3 separate regions of the Homo sapiens genome follow, and all the other regions are linked to region 3. A link is a contact called in ENCODE Hi-C or POLR2A ChIA-PET data. All regions are on one chromosome and are shown on one strand. The core of a region is the stretch at or near the end of the contact, and the rest is flanking DNA. Distances in the headings are between cores, read along the strand shown. Region 1 overlaps SLC2A1 (solute carrier family 2 member 1). Region 2 holds the start of SLC2A1 (solute carrier family 2 member 1). Region 3 overlaps HIVEP3 (HIVEP zinc finger 3).

What was found. A loop is a pair of places that touch in the nucleus more often than their neighbours do. ChIA-PET counts read pairs that join two places held with the same protein, here RNA polymerase II (POLR2A). Pooled maps may share reads with other maps.
Region 1: a pooled map shows a loop between it and region 3 (4-fold over the local background). The contact joins two enhancer-like sites. A Hi-C loop is called at or near these places in 1 of 37 single-sample maps with no recorded cell type and 4 of 50 pooled maps. POLR2A ChIA-PET finds 5 or more read pairs at or near these places in 1 of 52 experiments (activated CD4-positive, alpha-beta T cell).
Region 2: a pooled map shows a loop between it and region 3 (5-fold over the local background). The contact joins the promoter of SLC2A1 here to the enhancer-like site in region 3. A Hi-C loop is called at or near these places in 1 of 37 single-sample maps with no recorded cell type and 3 of 50 pooled maps. POLR2A ChIA-PET finds 5 or more read pairs at or near these places in 1 of 52 experiments (Panc1).

What each region holds. Positions count from the first base shown.
Region 1 is chr1:42,930,766-42,935,486 of GRCh38, forward strand. It overlaps SLC2A1 (solute carrier family 2 member 1), which reads right to left. Exons shown (of 10, transcript NM_006516.4): 3 at 281-441; 4 at 1-101. Among named protein-coding and RNA genes, the nearest start is that of SLC2A1, 26 kb to the right of the region's middle. RefSeq lists enhancers at 1,374-1,543, 3,881-4,673. Within about 2 kb of position 1,251, at least 28 of the 41 ENCODE cell types and tissues checked have a DNase peak (open chromatin) inside an H3K27ac peak, as active enhancers do.
Region 2 is chr1:42,956,453-42,961,132 of GRCh38, forward strand. SLC2A1 (solute carrier family 2 member 1) reads right to left here and starts at 2,416. Exons shown (of 10, transcript NM_006516.4): 1 at 2,182-2,416. The coding sequence starts at 2,199. It overlaps SLC2A1-DT (SLC2A1 divergent transcript), which reads left to right and starts at 2,597. Exons shown (of 4, transcript NR_033967.1): 1 at 2,597-3,125. RefSeq lists silencers at 1,537-2,176, 2,307-2,716, 2,589-2,772.
Region 3 is chr1:41,725,707-41,730,643 of GRCh38, forward strand. The region is part of intron 1 of HIVEP3 (HIVEP zinc finger 3); the gene reads right to left. Among named protein-coding and RNA genes, the nearest start is that of HIVEP3, 190 kb to the right of the region's middle. RefSeq lists an enhancer at 2,651-2,720. Within about 2 kb of position 1,750, at least 17 of the 41 ENCODE cell types and tissues checked have a DNase peak (open chromatin) inside an H3K27ac peak, as active enhancers do.

The DNA of each region.
Region 1 (4,721 bases), core at 1-2,500, 1.2 Mb after region 3:
GGCCCAGGATCAGCATCTCAAAGGACTTGCCCAGTTTCGAGAAGCCCATGAGCACGGCGGACACGAAGGCCAGCAGGTTCATCATCAGCATTGAATTCCGCCTGGGGACGGGGTCACAGGTCAGGCCAGTGCCCACATTCCTTGGGCTCCGAGGGGCTGGGTCAGAGGTAATACCCTGGAACAGGCAGATAAGTCTCCCCTACCTCCCACCCCATCTGGGACTCCCTGGGCAGGAGGGCATGGGCCCTCCAAGGGCAGTGCCAGGACCTCTCCTACTTACCGGCCAAAGCGGTTAACGAAAAGGCCCACAGAGAAGGAGCCAATCATGCCCCCAACAGAAAAGATGGCCACTGAGAGGGACCAGAGCGTGGTGAGCGTGGTGGGCAGGATGCTCTCCCCATAGCGGTGGACCCATGTCTGGTTGTAGAACTCCTCGATCACCTGCAGGGGGAGATGCAGCCTGGGTGAGCAAGCCAGGGGCCAGGACCCAGTCTTCCTTTTCCTTTCCCCTTGCACCCCTCCCTAAGAGAGGGCCAGGGCCTGGCTCTGCCACAGATTCACTGCATGTTCTTGAGCCAAGTCCCTCTATTTTTGTGGGCCTCACTTTCCCCAGGCGAGAAACAAGGGGTTGGAGTTCATCTGAGAGCCCCGCCAACTCTCCCACTTCCCCTAACGTGTGGTTTCCAGTGCCCTGTGGTTTCACAGGCTCAGTGTGACTTGCTGGGATGATGGCAAGTGATCAGTGGTGGAAGTTCAGGCATAGAACAGAGAGGTACAAGACCAGGTGTGGTGGCTCACGCCTGTAATCCCAGCACTTTGGGAGATCAAGGCAAGCAGATCACTGGAGATCAGGAGTTCGAGACCAGCCAGACCAACATGGTGAAACCCTATCTCTACTAAAAATAAAAAAAAAATTAGCTGGACGTGGTGGCGCAAGCATGTAATCCCAGCTACACGGGAGGCTAAGGCAGAATTGCTTAAACCCAGGACACGGAGTTTGCAGTGAGCCAAGACTGTGCCACTGCACTTCAGCCTGAGTGACAGAGTGAGACTCTATGTCTCAAAAAAAAAAAAAAAAAAAGAGAAATACAGAAGGAAAAGGGTCTTCCCACTTGCCCCTTTTCTCCTCACCATGTCTCAAAGCCCCAGGGGCCCATCTCCTGCCATCAGGCCCTCCCCCCAACCCCTTGCTGGGGAGGAAGCAGGGCTTGACAGACAGGTTCCGCCATCCAGGAAGTACAGACTCCCTGACCGCACTGAGGGCCTGGTGTGACAAACTCACACATGTCACCCTTCAGAAGTGCTTGAAAGACTCACGCTGTGGCTTTCTGTTCCCCAGGCCTAGCTCCCTTGTGTCTGGCCTGCGAGCACCCCCTTGAAGGACCCACGGCCTCCTCCCCTCTCCCAAGGGCCCAGCTAGGAGGTATGGGGAAAGGTTCCACACAAGGAAGCAGTTCCAGGAACTGGAAACGCCCGTCCTAGGGCAGCCCTGCCCACCAGCCCTGCCCCCACCCTGGCCAGCTCCCACGGATGTGGTAGGCAGGCAGCACCCGTTCTGCCTGAGCACACTCACCACACTCTCAGTGCCATGGGACTGGCCAGACCCACCCAGCCACACGTATAGCAGAGTGCAGGCCCTAGTTACCCAGAAACGGCTTCTTATGCACGTATACCATCACACACACATACCCGTGCTCATAGAATCTAAATATTCCTGCTTTAGCCAGTCACAAACTCACATGCCCCTCATCCCCTACCACTTACAGCTCAAACTCAATTCCATGTGAACCCAACCCATCCCAACACCCCTCCGTGTGTGTGCATGCCACAGGTTCATGCACACACAGCGGTATGCAGCCTCTGCAGCCTCCATCACTGCTGTTGGTCCTCCCTATCCCTTCCAACCCACTGAGGTCTAGCAGAAGAAGAAGGTGTGGGCAGGCACACTTGCCAAACCAAAGCCTGCAGTCCCAGAAATGCCCACCTATTCAAATATGCTGGGCCTGCCTCCTGGTGCCTTCCTTCCCATTGCTGTGGGTGCTCAGCCTCTAGCCATCTTTTCCCCTGCCCTGTCACAACCTGTCCCAAGTCAGCAGGCATCTGATGGAGGCCAGGCTCCAAGGGGCGAGGACAGTTGGTAGGGCAGAGGCAAGCCCTAAGGATCTGCTTGTCCGTTCCAAGGACGCCATGCAGGGCAGTGAATAGAAACCTGAACTCTGATTCTGGACACAACTAAATTCAGGTCCTAGCTCCACCCCTTATTTCCAGTGTGACCATGAGCAAGTTATTTCATCTGTGAGTTTCCATGGCCCCATTTCTAAAGTGCAGACATTAGCAGGAGCTGCTTCACAGTGCTGCAGGGAATCAGTGAAACAGTGCTTGGTGTCATCATCCCTAAAATCACCCCACTGCACACTGGTGGCCTGAAGGCTGTGCAGACCACTAACAGAGTCTCCCCAAGCCTTCAACCCGTAACTCAAAATCGGGGCTCCTGCCAGGTATCAATCCAATCTCCCTACCTACCACACCTTTGCACTCACTACACACCATCTCCCACCCCTCTACGCCTTTGAGATGCTACTACTCCTGCCTGGAAGGTACCCCTGGCCTTATTGCTGAAACCTTTCGAGATCCAGGTTTCCCTGACTCCAGGAGTTTGTCTTCCCTGAGGAAGACAGTTGATTCACACCATGGTCTGTCCCAGAGCCAGTGCCAGGGATACCTGGTGAGGAAATGGAGGAATCGAACCAAAGGTGTTAGGCTCTCCTCTTAGAACCCCTTGATTCTGCTGGGGGCAGACAGAAGGCAGATTTTGACAAAAAACAGAGTAACAAAATGCAAAGTGTTCTTCTGTGGACGAAACTAACCCCAGAGGAGGACTGGTTGGGAACGGTAATGCCCCGTTTATCAGGCTCCACCAAGAACAGGCTGCTCTGAATGAGGGTGGATATGGGAACGGTCCAGATAAATGGCGCTTGCCCTTCTGAGGGTCCAATCTTTCCTGACCCATTATGGGGTGAAAATGTGAAGAGATTTCACTTTGCTCTCCTGAGCAACCAGACCTACAAGCAGGGCTGCAGGGCAATGGTGTCTGCCCTTGGGGCTCTCTCCAGGGGCAAGGAGAGGTGTTTGTCCCTGTGCAGACTGGCTCCTGATGGCTAAATTTCTGCATTCCATAGTTCTAAGGTATTCCCCCAACCCTCTGTGGTTCAGAGGCTTGTCTTGTACAACTCTCCACACCTCTTTTGAAATTTGCCAAGAAGTCAGCAAATGGAATTTGTTTGAATTGTATACAAAGAAAGAGTAAATAGGTGCTAAGTAAGGCTTGAAACTACCTAAATAAGCTTGAAGATCTCTTGAGATGTTGGGGCAACTGACAAGAGGGCTGTGTGTAAGTGAGGTGTGACCAGAGCTCCACCCTGAGTTACGTCTCCTGCCTGTGGTCACACAGTCAAAGGGACCCAACCTTGTCCAGGGCTGGCTCCTGGACGCTGCCTAGCTGCTCTGTTACTCAGACCACTTTATGGGGTGGAGGAAGGGTGAGCAGCCAGCTCTCTGCATGTTCACCTTGGCCTAGACCCATCCTCTCCAGCCCACAGCAGCACTTCCTGGCCAAGCTGAGGCTGGGGAGTGGGTTTCTGCCTCTTGATGCCTGAGATTTCTGGGAAGAAGCCACGCCTGGTTTTCCAATTCCTACTGCTGGTTCCGGTGCTCTGTGCCCTCTCCTCCCTGGGGATTCGTATGGGGTTCCACGCTGACTCTTGGCCCAGGAAAGGCAGGGGGATGCTGGAGAATGAGAAGAACCCTACATGGGGAAAAGCTCTGGGGTCACATCCTCCCTAGAAGTGTCTGGGTGCACCTCAGGAAAGAAGAGTCTACTTATTATGCCCTGACAGGATCCCACAGGCCCAATCCCGCCGGCTCCCAGCAGCCTCCGCAACCCTGGGTCATGTGTGAGGTGAGACCTGGCACGTGCCTGTTCTGAACGCTCCCACCTCACATGCCCGTCCCAAGCTTAGGATTTAAACACTTGATGCTGCCACCACCCCACATCCATCCATCACCAGGTCCTCTCGATTCTGCCTCCGAGTCTGTCCTACTTCTCTACCCAGGCAGCCTGCCCTGGGTCTCATCTGGATTCTGCTCCCGACTCTTCCTATCCACCAAAGTCAGACCCCATTTCCCACAGTGAACCACCCCTCAGAATGCAGTCGGAGTCCTGCACACCAAATGTGCCAGGCTCGGCCATCCACCCGCTTCTCTGCTCCCTTCCCAGCCCAGTCTCTTCACCCAGCTGTGGAGTCTGGGTGGCGGCAAGCGTGTTGAGGAGGGAGGAGCGGTTCTGGTTAGTTCCTGGGGGGACTGCCATGGTGTCGGCCAGCCTAGAGCTGAGGGGCTACTACAGATCTCTGTCCAGGTGCCTCACTGAGCCTAGAGGACACCCACCATGGAGACCACCCTGGAGAAGCAGGTTGACTCTGGGCAGCTGAGATCCTTTGAACCGGATGGCTTCTGGTACGCGAAGCTATTCCTCACCCGGTGGCTCTCCTGGGGTGAGGGGGAGGCCTGCCCAAGCCTAAGGACACCTGGGAATCCCCACACCACCTCCCGCCAGTCGAGGCAACTGTGGGTGAGACTACATGTCTGCCCATCTGCCAAGGAACTTCTCACTTCCCCTTTGTAGAGGGGCATGAGGCGGCGAACACTGCCTGGCACATGGG
Region 2 (4,680 bases), core at 1,166-3,665, 1.2 Mb after region 3:
CACATGCCTGTAATTCCAGCTACTCGGGAGGCTGAGGCAGAAGAAACGCTTGAACCCGGGAGGCAGAGGTTGCAGGGAGTTGAGATCGCGCCATTGCACTCCAGCCTGGGCAACAAAAGCGAAACTCCGTCTCAAAAAATAAATAAATAAAAATAAAAAAATAAAAATACAGATACACCACTGTGAAAGAGGTGTTCCAACATTAATTACTGACGAGGTAGACAGTGGAAAACTTGGAGAACACTCCATGAAGAGCACCCACCTGCTACACTATTTAGAACCAGCTGGCACAAGGGGCCACCTTTGAAGATAGGCAAACTCTCTCCCTTCTGCCCAAAATTCAAGAAATGTTGTGGTGAAGAGAGACAGTGGAGACAGAAATGAAATTAAATCTGATGGGCCTGGGTTCAAATCCAGTTCAACCACTTACTAGCTGTGTGACTTTGGCAAACTTATTTCCCTTCTCTGAGCTCCAGGCTAGTGAGTAACCAGCAGGGCTATAAGGTCCGTGACGCTTAAAGTAGTTTGGCTAAGAACCTGCTGATTTTCTCCTCCACTTTTCTGTCTCCACGTAGTATTCCCTTATCCACTCAACAAATAAATACCCATGTCTGGCATAGTATGCTGAATAGATAGTTCCTTCCCTAGAGGAAGTGACAAAAGTGATCTCTTTCAGATGGAAAAACTGAGGCCCAGAAGTTAAGTGGCCTGCAAGAGCCCTGAGATATTTGGACTTCCTTGCCACTAGCTAGAAGAGCTTCTCACTGAACTTTTGTTTAGTTATATCCCACCCTTACGGCTCACCTAAGATCCTGGGAGCCTTCCCCGGGAACTTCCCCGGGGTCTCACCTCAAGCGAGGGCCCAGGAAGGGTGAACCAAGTCGTCTGGATTTATGGATTCAACAGGTGTGGGGCGGAAGGCCTTTTCCTGCCGAGGGTGCGGCCCAGCGCCACCCCGCTCAGTCTCAGCGGGACACCTCCACAGCCAGTAGGAAGGGCAGTTCAAAATTCAGTGCTACCCCCGCGTCCCAGCTAAGAAAACAAGGGCCATCCAGGTGCCCTCCCAGCTGACGAGATGGAAAAATCAAAGTATAATAGATAAAGAGGGACCGTTTCAAAAGAAAAAGGGGACTTGAAAATATTGTAGACTAGGGGGAGGAAAGGAGGTGGAAAGAAACAATGCCCTACACACAGGAGGGGCTCCACAAACAATTTGTTGAAAAGAAATCGCTCTGCGGACGCTACAAAGATGCCCTGCAGGACAAGCCCACTTACACAGAAAAAAAGAAATCCTATCTAGGGAGTTGTTGGTCCCCAGAGTCCCCATCCCTCATTCCCCAACCCCGTGGCGTGCGCGCTTCCCGCTAGACTTCAGCCTGGGGCTCTTTCCTGGCCCCCAGATCCCCCGCCCCTCCGGTTGCGCTCCCCGCCTGGCCCCGAGGGTAAACCTGCCTCCGCGGAACACATCTCCGCGAGACTGGGCCAAAGCTTTGGGGCCTGCACTCCTCGCAAAGGAGAGCCTCCGAGACCGGAGGTTCATCTCAACCCCCGCGTTCGAGCCCGGGCCTGGAGAAAAGTGCCCTCCCCTCGGCCTCGGCCTCGTCACCGCGGGGGACTGGCGGGAGGAGTAGGGGAGGCCGGTGGGACACCTCGCACCAGGCCGCCCACCTACAGGGGCGTCCGGGCTAGGGGAGCAGACGGAGAGCGGGGGCGGCTCCTGACTCCTCCGCGCGCCGGGGCCGGGGCCGGGCCGGGGGCTCGGCCCGCTCAGCCAATGGGCGCCGCGCTCGGGCCCCCTCCCCCGCACCGGGAGGGGCCGAGGCTGGGCTGCTGCTGCCGAGGTCGTGTGCGACGTGCCGCTCCCGGGCCCTGTGTCCCCAGCCCCAGCAGGGCCGCGTGGACGGCGCGGCGCCCCCGGAAGGAGGCCATGTGCTCAGTGCCGGCGCCAACTACGCACGCGGCGCCCTCCGGCCCGCTAGATCCGAAGCCCATCCCCACTGCGGCCAGCGGCCCGGCGGGGCGCTGCGCTCGGGACCCGCACCGAGCCAGGCTCGGAGAGGCGCGCGGCCCGCCCCGGGCGCACAGCGCAGCGGGGCGGCGGGGGAGGCCCTGGCCGGCGTAAGGCGGGCAGGAGTCTGCGCCTTTGTTCCTGGCGGGAGGGCCCGCGGGCGCGCGACTCACCTTGCTGCTGGGCTCCATGGCAGCGCTGCGCTGGTGGCTCTGGCTGCGCCGGGTACGCGGGTGGCGACGGGCGTGCGAGCGGCGCTCTCCCGCTCAGGCTCGTGCTCCGGTCCGGGGACTCCCACTGCGACTCTGACTCCGACCCCCGTCGTTTGGTCTCCTGCTCCCTGGCGTGCTCACTCGGGGACCCGCGACTAGCGACCGGCACGCTCGCTGTTGCTACCTCTTGCCTCTTGCCAGAGAGCGCGCGGACCGTAGCGTTTATAGGACCCCGGCCATTGGCTGGCGACGCCGGTGTGTCAGGGGTGTGTGGGCAGGACCTCGGGGCGGGGCCTGGGGCCCAGCCTGTCCTGGGCGGCGCTCTGCGGGGAGGGGGTGAGGGGAGTGGCCGGGGCCGGGGCCCCCCCTAACCACTGCCTCGCTCAGGCTGCCGATCGGCTCGTTCTCTCTGCGTTGGGACCGCGGAGGGCATTCGCTGTGTGACTCAGGGCAAGTGTGCGCACCTCTCTGAGCCTCCGCGGCCTTCTCTAGCAAAATGGTGGAGCCGGTACCCGGCTGTAAGGCAAGCTGGGATGCGCGGAGTAGCGGGTGGAAAGCTGGACTGGAGTTCTCACTCGGCCGCTGGGTGACTTCGGTGCACTAGGGATAGTAACAGTACCACCTCGTAGGGTTGTAGAAAGACCAAGTGAGTTAATATTTGTAAAGTGTTTAGAACAGCGTCTACTGCATGGAAAGTAGTATTTATTTGTTAGAGAGACTCCAGGAGGTCTTGCCCAGGGATTGACTTCTCCCTTCCCTGTCTCCACCCCCCACATTCCCGTTTGTGAGCCAAGCCTTGCTTTTGCACCGGCCGGGCTCTCTTGCCTGGAAATGCATACCCATCTCAAACCTGGGCTTTAAAATCACCTCCTCTGGGACGCCTTCCTCTACTTCTCACAGTTCAGGTGAGTCTATGGTGACCTGTAAGTGTGGAAAATATGAAAGGCAGGCTAACTGACTGACATGATAGGACATTAAGGACATGATAGACCTCGGGTTTGAACCAGCTCAACTGTATACTGGCCCGGCCGCGATCCTGGGCGAGTTCCTGGCCAGTGAGGCTGTTTTCGTTTTTTTCTTTAATTTTTTTTTTTCTCAGACAGAGTCTCGCTCTGTCGCCCAGGCTGGAGTGCAGCGGCACGATCTCGGCTCACTGTAACCTCCGCCTCCCGGATTCAAGCAGTTCTCTGCCTCAGCCTCCCGAGTAGCTGGGATTACAGGCGCCCGCTATCACCCCTGGCTAATTATTTTTATTTTTAGTAGAGACGGGGTTTCACCATTTTGGCCAGGCTGGTCTTGAACTCTTGACCTCGTGATCCACCCACCTCGCCTCCCAAAGTACTGGGATTACAGGCGTGAGCCACTGAGCCCGGCCGAGGCTGTCTTCTTATGAGTAAATGGAATTCCCACACCAATCTCATTGCTATCAGGAGAGGTGCAATTTCCAGATAAGCTCATGAAGTGTTTAGCATGGAAGTTCTCATTTACTGGTTGGTGGTATTGTTGGTTTATTTATTTAGTCTGTTAGTAAATAAATAAATGCTGGTCTCAAACTCCTGGGCTCAAGTGATCCTCCCACCTTAGCCTCCGTAGTAGCTGGGAGTGCAGGCATGTGCCACTGCACTGGTAGTGGTATTGCTATCATCTGACTTCACCTTATTTCCTCTAGACCAGTGCCTTACTTGAGACACAGTGAAGGGAAGGACCCCCAGTCCAAAGGTCTGATCAAAGTCTTGAGGGTCCCTTTCCCGATGGAGGGAGTCATGGTGGGCTTACTGTCTGTCGGAAACCGGGAGGCTGAGCCGACCAGATGACCCCTGGAGTTCTCTGGCAATGTGTCCAGTTCTGGCTGAGGGGCACCTTGGTTGAGTATGGAGCCCTGAAACAGAAGGCAGGTGCATTCTGGGCACCCCCCTGCCCAAGGCTTCAATTCCTGTGGTCTCTCTATGCTCAGCCTGGAAAGCTTGGGCCACCTCTCTCCTCACCCCTGGACAGACCAAGTCCTGCTGACTCCGCTGTCTACACCACCTCATCCTCCTTCCCTCCCCTGCTGTCTGCAGGGCCTCCATCTCCTCTGGTCTTTTGTCCTCCAGTCCTGCACCCTGCCACTCTCCTGCTCATCTGTCTGAAATTGTCATGGAGGGAGTAAGGGCCAAGCCTGGCCATCACGGTCCTTCTTCATGGCACCAGTTTACACGCTCAGCCTCGCCCCTCACACCAGCAACTCACATCCACACATTTGCTCAGCTTGTCTCCTCTGCCTGGGAAGCCCTCCCCGACCTCACCATGCCAAAAAGCACCATGGGTCCTTCCTCCTCCGGGAAGTGTCCCTGGTTCTCCCAAGTGGAAATCTTTCTCTCCTTTACCATTTGGTGTTTTGTAGGTTGCCACTTGTCCTCTGTCTGCCTTCCCTCAGCCTGTGAGCACCTTGAGGACAGGTTCTGCAGCTGAGGCACGTGG
Region 3 (4,937 bases), core at 500-2,999:
CACTATCAGATCTCCAGGATAGGCTCAACAATACTGGAAAACAGGTGTATTGTCCCCATTTTGCAGATGAGGACATAGTGGCTCAGAGAGATGAGTTGACCAGTCCCAGGGTCATTTTAAGACCCAAGCTGCATTACTTTTGGAAGCCTCCCCGACATTCTATAAAATTTATCCCTTGCTGAATGTAATATTTTGCTGGAAAACAACTATACATTTAAAAGATAATTTTGTTTTTGAAGTGATTTTCAGTGAGTAACCTGTAGTATGAATGATATGCTCTGATTTCTCAGCAGTCATTGTCTGCAATCAGGAACCTTGGCAAGGTGAGGCATGCTAACCCCCAAAAGGAGGGCTGTTTCTATAAAAACTAAATCATACAATTCATTATGCTTGAGTATATTAACTAAATATTAATTTTGATGAGCAGTTTTCATATTTTGAAACCAAACCTTTTTCTTTTCATGTCTCAAGCATTTTCATGAGCCCTCGAGAAGCCACATGGGCCCATGGTGTCTCCCGGGTAAATCAAACCCGGGATGGACCTGAGATTTGAACACAGGTCTACTTCCAAAACCAGGGCTCCTTCCTCAATGTCTGGCTGCCTCCAAGAGTCAAGGCACCATCTCTAAGTTGTAACAGGGAAACTACCAAATAGAACCAGCAGGCAAGCAGGCATGAAGGGGGCTGGAAGTGAGGCCCTTTGAGAAGCTGTTACAGATTTTGTAGATGTTTGATCATAAACAGCCATGGCAGTGGGTGACGTTTACACACCCGCTCATGTTAAGTCCCACAGTTACCTCCTTTTGAGCGTGGAGGGGTTAGGAAACTCCCAGTGTCACATAGATAGCAAGTGGCCTCACCACGATTTGAACTGGGGGAGTTGTGCTCTGGAGTCCAAAATCTTAACTGCTCTGGGATACTGGGACACTGGAGCAGAAGGATTTGGGGCAAGTCTGGAGAGGCCCAAGTGCAATACTGAGACATCTAGAACAATAGGAGAGAGGAGATCAGTTCTTTTGGGGAAGGTCAAAGATAGAGGACAGGTGTGGAGGCTGGCAGGTCTCAGCTGACTAGAGAGAAGAACTTTCTTAAAAAAGGCAGAGCTGTCGAACAATGGAGGGCTGCCCTACCCTGAGTGTTGAGTGCCTGGTGGCTGGCAGTCTGCAGGGAAAATGATGCCTCTGTGCTGGGCATGGGGGCAGGGGCTCTTGCTGTGGTAGAGGGCTGTACATATGGACTCCAGAGGGCGTAAGTGATAATCCTCTCTTCCTTTCTCAGAACCACCTTTCTACAGGCTTTGGTGTCTCAGCGCGGGAGGCACAGATGGCGAGGTCTGCCTTTGGCCAGGTGTGGGCGCCCAGTGTTGGGGGAGAAGACTGCAGGCACAGAAGACTGAACTCACAGGCAGGTCCGGAGATGCAGAGCTGGTGTTCACTGGGTTTTTCTATGTGCTAGTTACTGGAGCTTCACGTGTGTCATCTCCTTCTCTCCTCACACTCTCTGAGGGTGGACTTCCTCCCATCTCATAGATGAGAAAGAGCCTGGGGCCCAGAGAGGCTAAGCAGGGAACCTGGGGCTGCTTGGGATCCTAGGGCGATCTGACAGCCACCTCAGCTTCCCCACCACGAGGGATGAAGCCGGGAGGCAGCCCCTTCCTGTGCCTGACCCCTACCAGCTGGGAAATGTGGCCCAGGCAGGCAAGGCCTCTGGGGATCCCAAAGTGGCAGCAGGCAGTGGGAGCTGAGCAGAGAGGAGTAGGGGTGGGCTGGGGGGACACTGCCAGACGGAAATGAAAGTGGCCTTGAGAAAAAGGAACGAGGGAAGAAAAGCAGAAACTAAAACAAGTGACAAAGAAAACGAGAGTGTCCAGAGGAAGTGGCTGAGGGGCGCGGCGCCGCCGGAGGAATCCCCCGCAGACCGGTGTTTCCTCTCTTCTCAGAGGCCTCGGGGTGGAGGACTAGCTGACCAACTGCTCCGTCACTTTGGGCCAGAGGCAGCCCGGGTGACTTTGGCAAGCATGGCCTCATCCCGCCAGCCTAGGAAGGAGCACCAGACACAGAGCCCCAAGCCCTGGGCTGGAGTCGTAGTCAGCTACTTCCTGCTGGGTCATTCTGGGACATTTATTAGACCTCTCTAGTACCCAGTTTCCTATCTATAAAATGGGTATAACCATCCTGAGCCCACCACACTGCTGGAAGGATCTCCTGAGCAAATGCCCTCATCCAGGGCCTGACGGGTGCATGTTGGGGTAGGTGGGCTGTGCACACAGCGGCAGGGTGCACCTTCAGGATACCTGGGGAACAGACAGGGAGAGTATCCACCATCTTATTGTTGAACAAGAATGCATCAACGCTTGCTGGTCCTTAATCACCCTAGGCTTTGTCAGGCCTGGGAACAAAGGGCTGAATAAGGGCCAGTCTATTCCCAATTACAGACTCTGCATGCAACTCCAGTTCCTTATCCCAGCTCTCCTACTTGGTAGCTGTGCAACCTTGAGCAAGTGACTTGACCTCTCTGAGTATCTTTCTTCACCCATAAAGCTAGAACAATAAGCATATCTGTCTTCTAGGTTGCAAGGAATAAATGAGACCACACTCAATCCAAAGCCAGGCACAAATTCCTCAGCCCCAGCCCAGGGAGTGCCCAGCCTAGAGGGGAGCTGGAGTCCAAGGACATGAGCAGGCTGTAATGATAGACGGCACCCAGGCCTGGGGCACTCAGTGCTGGGCAGGGGATGCGGGGCTGGTTCTGCCAAGGCGACAGAGCAGGGGGAGTAAGGGGGGGTGAAATGTAATCCCAAGGGGACAGCATGAGCAAATGTGCAGGGGAGGGGCCAAAGGCGATATGCTTGGGATCTGCAGAGGGTGGATGAGGCCAGACTTGTTCTCAATCTACAGCCCCACTGACAGTTCTCAGACTGGCCCTGGAAGTGATACGGGCATGCCACTGGGGATGCTACAGTCAGCTCTTAATGCAGGGCTGGCTTCTAGGGTCAGCTTCTACAGCCAGACTTGCCTAGGCTGCAGTTTGTCTCCAGACAGACACGGGAATTCCCCCAAGGGGTGGGCATGGTTCTTGTGAACTGCTGTGGCCTGGGACTGGGCTTAGAGTACAGGCAGCTGCTGCGGTGAAGGTGTCAGAAGGCACAGGCTAGGGTCCCAGAGAGGTTTAGGAGGGGGTTTCTCTGCTGGGTGTTTGCTCAGTGCTGGATGGTGGGTGCTGAGGGCCTCATTTGCATAGGGAGAGCAGCTGCTGTCCCAGCCACACTGCTGCCCACAATCTCCACGTGGCTGCAATCTCGCTCTCAGTCACCATCTCCCACATGGACTAGGGGTTACCCAGGCTGCCTTGGCCACGTGCTTCCCCCAACACACAGCCATCCAGGAACAACCAGAAATCAGACTACTGTCTCCGCCACCCTCAGGGGTTCCATTCAGGGAGTCCACCTCCCAAGGTGGCTGTGGGAATAAAACGAGATCCTGGGGGAAGCAGAGAGCCCAGTGCACAGGGGTGATCAGTAACCGGCAGCCCCTTTCCCTGCCTTTCCCTCTACTTCCAACATTATGTTGTGAAGAACAGGGCAGACCTGGGCCCATGCTATCTCTCACCCTGGCTCTGTGACTTGAGGCAACTCACTCCAACTCTGTAAATCAACTGCTCATCTGCAAAACTGGCAAGAAACTGAGAAGGCACTGGTTCTCAGATTGGCAAAGCTCATCGTCACTGCCTCACTCCCTCAACTCTATGTCCAGGGACCACGGGTTTCCCAGGGTTCCCAAACTTGCTGTTGGCAAAGGGCCTGATATCCGTCACTGACCTTTTTATTCTGAATGGGTCCCCGTTGACTTTAAAGCTGGAATATTCTTAGAGGAATTCTAAACTCCTCCTTTCCAACTCCCTACTCATTTTACAGAAGGAGAAAGTGAAGAGAAGAGAGGGAGAAGGGCCCTGACCGAGGCCACCAGCTTGTAAGTAGCAGCCCTAGGCTTGGGACCAGGGCCTCCTGAAGGTGACAGTCCTTTCAGCCATGTGTCCTTGTTCCTCTAGTTACCTCCAATTAACTCTAGGTAACCCAGCCCAGTCTTTGATTCTGTGTTGAAAGGTGCGAGGTGCTGGAGCCGGGAAGAGGTGCGTTCTTGCTCTCGACAGGAAGTGTCATGTGAGTTTCCGGTTCCCTCTCCTCCACTACCACTCTGGATCCTCACACCAGCCCACAGAGGGAGACAGGAAGGGAGGCACAAAGGCAGGGCAGGGAATACTGTGCCTGTTTTCCAGATGAAGACACGAAGGCCAAGAGAGGGAAAGTGAGTCGGCCAAGGTCCTCCAGCTAGTCGGGGTTGAGCGTGTTTAACCTTAGGAAACGTGACTGCAGAGCAAGGGGCTTTCATCTTCCTGTGGGAATTCGCCCCCTTTCTCACAGGGGCCCTCAAGAGACTAGGCAGGCTCCTCCTGCAAAGGATTCCTCTTTGTCCATTTGAGAGGCCTCACCCCAGGCTCTAGGAGCTGACATGATTCAGCTCAAGGAAGACTCAGTATGAAGGGAGAACCAGGAACCTGGGCCTCTGCCCCTCACCTGTGGCCTTGAACAGGTCACTTCTCCCCTCAAGCCTTGGTGTCCTCCCCTGTAGAGCTGAGGGGGTGAGGAGTAGATGAGCTGATCCTTCAGTTTGCTGCCCTCTTTGACCCGGAAGTGCTGGGCCTGCACAACCCTGCATCCCTGGCACCAGTGCTCCTAGCCCCACCCTGCTCCAGATGCCCAGTGCCTGAAGAGCCAGCTCCCCATCAGCACTCAGTCCTGGGGCAGAGCCAGGCCTGGCAATGCTGGGGGAGACCCTGGAGGGGAACATCATGGGCCACCAGGGGCACGCTGCAAATGCAGCAACTAATGCACCAGGGGCGCCAGGGTGCAATCTATCTAAGCAGTTCTCTCACGCTCT